Linked DNA regions of Homo sapiens: region 2 is linked to region 1. Evidence: chromatin loops called from intact Hi-C (ENCODE). Cell type or tissue: PC-3. All regions are shown on one strand. Links, peaks and the distances in the headings refer to the core of each region. The heading gives the core; the rest is flanking DNA.

Region 1 (2,843 bases), core at 344-2,843:
GAAACACTCAGAAGTCTATTCCACAAAAAAAACTGTGTTCAGTTCTGTTACAGCCATCAATGCTGTGACCACTGAGGTGAAGGGCAGAGGAGGGAAAGGCTGTCATAGAACCAAAGACCACATTCAAAAGACAATTACTTGATCCACTGACTTAAGTCCAACCAGGAAAAGCACCAGGAAAGACAATTAGTGATTCACAAGCTCAGCTGAGTAGAAACGTAAAGATGGCAATGATGTAGCTTAGCCCCAAGGTCAAAAGTGGAAAATGCTTGCTATGGGCAAGGCAGAGGGTGCTTTGAGAAGCTTCACCTCCGGGACTTGCTGAGCACTCCCAAGACAAGGGTGAGCAGAGCTCTGTCTCCAACCAGGGAACAATTAGTCTGTGGATCTACTGATCACTGTGGATGGTCTCTAGTTTGACACCTCGTCATTTGTCTCTGTCACTAGTGACCTTTGGAATAAAATGCTCATTCAATTTTATGACTAGGAGAGGCTCCAGAGATTTATCTAATCCCCCCCACCTCATTTTACTGATGAAGCTTCTCAGACATAGACAGATGAAGGGAATCCAATTTTTCAACTTTTATGAGAACATGAAGTACAAGAACAGAAAACATTCTGGATGGTTCAGGGTAGTGGTATATTTGCATACTCGACTTGGTTCAGCCCAGGAGTACACCTGTATTTCTCAGAGCATGTGTTCCAATATGGGATTTGGAAAAATATGATCAGTTGATGGTTCAGAAAATAATGTTTGAAAAAATAAAATGTTCAGAAAGTCTGGTTTGGCATTTGCATGCATACTGAGGTACACAAGCTAGGGAAGAAAAGAGAATAGAAACATGTCCTACTCCTTTTCTCATTTCTTAACTCTCATGAAGTTATGTGTTTTGAGGGGGAAATTGTGCTCATCTGGAGGGTCCACATGAGCATTTTTTTTTTTTTGAGACAGAGTCTTGCTCTGTCTCCCAGGCTGGAGTGCAGTGGCCTGATCTCGGCTCACTGCAACCTCCGCCTCCTGGGTTCAAGCGATTCTCCTGCCTCCGCCTCCCACGTAGCTGGATTTACAGATGTGCACCACCACGCCTGGCTAATTTTTATATTTTTATTAGAGACGGGGTTTCACCATGTTGGCCAGACTGGTCTCGAATTCCTGGCCTCATGTGATCTGCCCGCCATGGCCTCCCAAAGTGCTGGAATCACAGGCGTCAGCCACGGTACCCAGCCCCACATGAGCTATTGATAAAGGTAACAACAGGAAAAAATACAGATAGTGAAGAGGGGGCAAGAAGTGCATGTGTATAGAACAAAGTGAATTAGAATGTAGCAGGTCACCTAGAATTTTTATGACTATAACAGCTTAAGAGTGCTCTTTGAAAAACTGACCTAAATGTATTAGATCCGTGTAGCTTCACTATTGGTTGGGGCTGGGAGAATGAGCATGAGAGATGCTGGGGAAGAAGAGAGAAGACAGCGAAGGAGACTGCTGCCTGAGGAGCCACAGCAGCGGCTGGGAGAGGGCATCTGGGACAGCAAATATCTAGGACCCTCAGAAAGAAGGGCTGGCGGAGTGAGCTGCAGCCTGCATTCTCCTTCCTCCTGGAAGCTGCTTCCTCCACCCCAGAGGAGAGGGAGGAGAGAGTTTCTCAGAGTCTTTCCCTGGGGTCAGACACGGGTGGAATTAATGAAGCAAGATGGAAAGAAAATGGCAAGGAGATCTCAGGAGCCCTCTTTGTGTAAGGAAAGTAAAATCCACAATAAACTCAGGAAACTCATAAAGAGAGCAGAAGAGAATAGCAAGCCTTTGTATTAGGCACAGCTCTTTGTTTACACTGAAAATAGAAACAGGCAAACTAAATTGCCTGCAGGTTGCCTTTCTCCTTCCTTATTCTTTCTTCCTTCATGCAGTGCTTAACTATGCAAACATCCGGATCCTAAAAGGACATTAAATATTGGTTGATGGAGTCTTAAAATCCAGGAGCAACCCAGAAATGTTTACAAAGGGTGCCTGAGAAACTCCTAATTCTAAAAGCATTGCAAGTTTAGTATTCCTCAGATAAAGGTAACCAGAGCCTGTAAACCTTCCCTAAACTAAATAATAAAACATTACTTGATCTTAAAATATAAGCAGGGATTTGGGGATGTTTTCTTGTATTATTGGCATTATAGACAACATTAGAGGTAAAATTTATTACTAGTTAGGAAATTTTTCTTTTAGCATTACCTTTTCCCCACTTAACACAATTAAAAGAGGGTGTGTGTTAACAGAGCTTGTTCAGATAATGAGCTTGCTCACTACTTAAACTTTCTGTCCTCGTGGTATATTTTCATTCACTGAGCTGTTATCTGCATCATGTACCTGGGGGCTTTTTTAAAATGAATGTTGCCTCCTCCATTTTGCAGAAAGCAATGAGAACGGCAGCACTGGAACACCTGCATTATATCAATAAAGGGATTGAGAGGAGACTGAAGCTCAAGAACTAGCAAATTTGAATTTGTACATTCAGCTATTGCCTGTGTGTCCCTTGTCCCAAACTCATATTCATCTTCTGAAAAGGGCAGCTGAGAACCCGGCACTTTTGACTGCTGCTTTTTTTTTTCTTTTGTATTTCTCTTTCCCATTAGAGATTCAATGTGAGGGAATTATGACTCTTCTAGTCATTGTGTGTGCGTGTGAGCAGGGGGTATTATTTACTGCGGACTAAAATACAATTTTTTGTGTATGTGTTTCTTCCCAGATAGCTACATTATTGGTTACTTGCCAAGCAACCCCATATACTTACTATTTTCAAAATTTAAGCAGATAGCAAAAAGCTCACCACAGAGCAGAAAATGAATGGATT
Region 2 (2,915 bases), core at 183-2,682, 140 kb after region 1:
TTAGTAAATAATTTTCTAAAATTCTCTATTCTAAAAATATACTAAGAAAGGATGATTTTTAAATACCTTGGTATTTTAAAGAAATACATTTTCTGTATGAAATTAAGATAACTCTATTCCTCTTCTTATAGCTAACATTTAGACTCTAAATCATGGCACATGTAACACTTCTATTTTAAAATAAATGTAGGGTACGTGAAAGCACAGTTGTTAACTTTGAAAATTTTGAAGAGTGGAATCACCTACAGACATAATAAAGCTGAAAATACCATGGCTTTTCCCAGGTCCTGCTGTTTGCTTAGCCTGAGAAAGGAACTGCCGGTATCATCCAAGTATTGGTCAAAATACATATATACTGTATGGTCATTCTCATATTATTTTTCCCAGTGTCCTATTTGAAAATCTGAGGAAGGTTTTAATGAATGCGGCTTCGTCTTACTTTCCATTAATTATGACTGCAAGAAGAGTACAGCCACTCTTGTTTGATCAGCCTATACACTATGACTAAATGGAAAGTGAATCACAGCCAGAGAGTCTAATAGTTTCACAGTGGTAAAATCATGTTTTGTAAGAAGCAGTTATCATCCTTGACCACCGCTCTGTTAACTGGTAACAGTAAGATAAAAGTAAATGTTAAAATCTTTCTTATATGTTGGCAAAAATCACTTCCTAAAGATAAATGAATGGCTTGAAACATTTATTCTTATTTGCAACTACTTCTTTAGCTTAAGTGACAGGTACTTATGTTTAAAAATAACATGTCTTGTGTAATGATTTATGATTCTGCATTTATAAATGCAGAAAGAATAACTAAAAGGAAGTTGTAAGTGTCAGTTAAGGAATAGATGCTTTTTTAAATATAGAAAATTAGAAAACTTAAGGTAAGAGCAAAAGTAATATACATTTGTTCAGTATTTTTGTTTTCTGGTGAATTGAGATACTTTTCCTACTATTCCTTTAATTCTTTTTAAAAATAACTACAATCTATTTTTTTCTCCCTTGGAACAGTGGATTCCTTTCTCTGATTATGAGGCCTGGAATTTGAGTGATTCATTGGTCAGTTTCTTTTGGGTTCCAGTGGGTGCTAAAAGTAAGAATGATTATTTTAAGGATAAAAAATGTCAGTTGTATATTTTATTGACTGCAGGTAGCTAGAAAAAGTAAACTTGCCATGTGGGCACACAGCGTGTTGCCTCTGAATGATGAGGCAAGCAGGTTACTCATAATACACACACACACACACACACACACACACACACACAGCGTGTTGCCCCGAATGATGAGGCTAGCAGGTTACTCTTAATACACACACACACACACACACACACACAGACACAACAGCGTGTTGCCTCTGAATGATGAGGCTAGTAGGTTACTCATAATACACACACACACACACACACACACACAGCTTTTTCTCTATGTACCTGATTCTTTTAAATTAAAGATAACCAAACCTTTGAATGATGAGGCTAGCAGGTTACTCATAATACACACACACACACACACACACTCTGCTTTTTCTCTATGTACCTGATACTTTTAAATTAAAGATAACCAAACCTTTGAATGGTGAGGCTAGCAGGTTACTCATAATCCACACACATAAACACACACACACACACACACACACACACACACACACACACACACACACTGCTTTTTCTCTGTGTACCTGATACTTTTTAATTAAAGGTAAAAGGTAACCGAACCTTTAACTCTTGAGCCAGTGATAATGAGAAAATAAAATTTCATTTCTAAAATTAGAGATAATGGAACTTAAAAAAAATGTGTTCTCTGTGTCATCTCTGTGCACCCCCTCCCACTATTCCTCTCACACGCTGCACTTTTTTTTTTTTTTTAAAGCTGCATTAATAGGCTGTTATATCCTTTGAAATACCACAGGTCTTGAGAGGGATGAATGATGAAATGTAAAGATCAGTGATTGAGCAGGAATGGGAGAAAGATTAGGGATTGGGTTTTCTGGCACAAGGCTCCTTTCTGTCAAAGGACTGCAAATTTTCCTGGGTTGACGTGGGCTTAATTTTTTTTTTTTCCCCAAGGCAGAAGAATTTTTCTTAGTACAGAACAAAATGGAGTCTCCTATGTCTACTTCTTTCTACACAGACACAGTAACAATCTGATCTCTCTTTCTTTTCCCCACATTTCCCCCTTTTCTATTCGACAAAACCGCCATCGTCATCATGGCCCGTTCTCAATGAGCTGTTGGGTACACCTCCCAGACGGGGCGGCCGGGCAGAAGCGCCCCCCCACCTCCCAGACGGGGCGGCGGCCGGGCGGGGTCTGCCCCCCACCTCCCGGACGGGGCGGCTGGCCTGGCAGGGACTGCCCCCCACCTCCCTGACGGCGCGGCTGGCCGGGCGGGGACTGTCCCCCACCTCCCAGACGGGGCGGCTGCCGGGCGGAGACGCTCATCACTTCCCAGACGGGGCGGCTGCCGGGTGGAGGGGCTCCTCACTTCTCAGACGGGGCGGCCAGGCAGAGACGCTCCTCACCTCCCAGACGGGGTCGCGGCCGGGCAGAGGCGCTCTTCACATCTCAGACGGGTCGGTGGGGCAGAGGCGCTCCCCACATTCCAGACGATGGGCGGCCGGGCAGAGACGCTCCTCACTTCCTAGACAGGATGAGGGTCGGGAAGAGGCTCTCCTCACTTCCCAGACTGGGCGGCGGGGCAGAGGGGCTCCTCACATCCCAGACGATGGGCGGCCAGGCAGAGACGCTCCTCACTTCCTAGACGGGGTGGCGGCCGGGCAGAGGCTGCAATCTCGGCACTTTGGGAGGCCAAGGCAGGCGGCTGGGAGGTGGAGGTTGTAGCGAGCCGAGATCACGCCACTGCACTCCAGCCTGGGCAACATTGAGCACTGAGTGAGCGAGACTCCGTCTGCAATCCCTGC

The links. Peaks named below come from ENCODE experiments on the same cell type or tissue, not always from the same donor. Only the 100,000 strongest peaks of a DNase experiment are listed, where the experiment ranks them.
Region 2: it touches region 1 in a loop (6-fold over the local background); 27 of 110 quality-filtered maps call a loop at or near these places.

What each region holds. Positions count from the first base shown.
Region 1 is chr4:173,036,816-173,039,658 of GRCh38, forward strand. The region is part of intron 12 of GALNTL6 (polypeptide N-acetylgalactosaminyltransferase like 6); the gene reads left to right. Among named protein-coding and RNA genes, the nearest start is that of GALNT7, 130 kb to the right of the region's middle. In PC-3, for the core only: no CTCF peak of the experiment used is centred there; no DNase peak of the experiment used is centred there; H3K27ac peaks cover 1,497 bases.
Region 2 is chr4:173,181,435-173,184,349 of GRCh38, forward strand. All of the region lies in intron 1 of GALNT7 (polypeptide N-acetylgalactosaminyltransferase 7), which reads left to right. Among named protein-coding and RNA genes, the nearest start is that of GALNT7-DT, 13 kb to the left of the region's middle. In PC-3, for the core only: no CTCF peak of the experiment used is centred there; DNase peaks (open chromatin) are centred at 527 and 1,217; H3K4me3 peaks cover 928 bases; H3K27ac peaks cover 1,927 bases.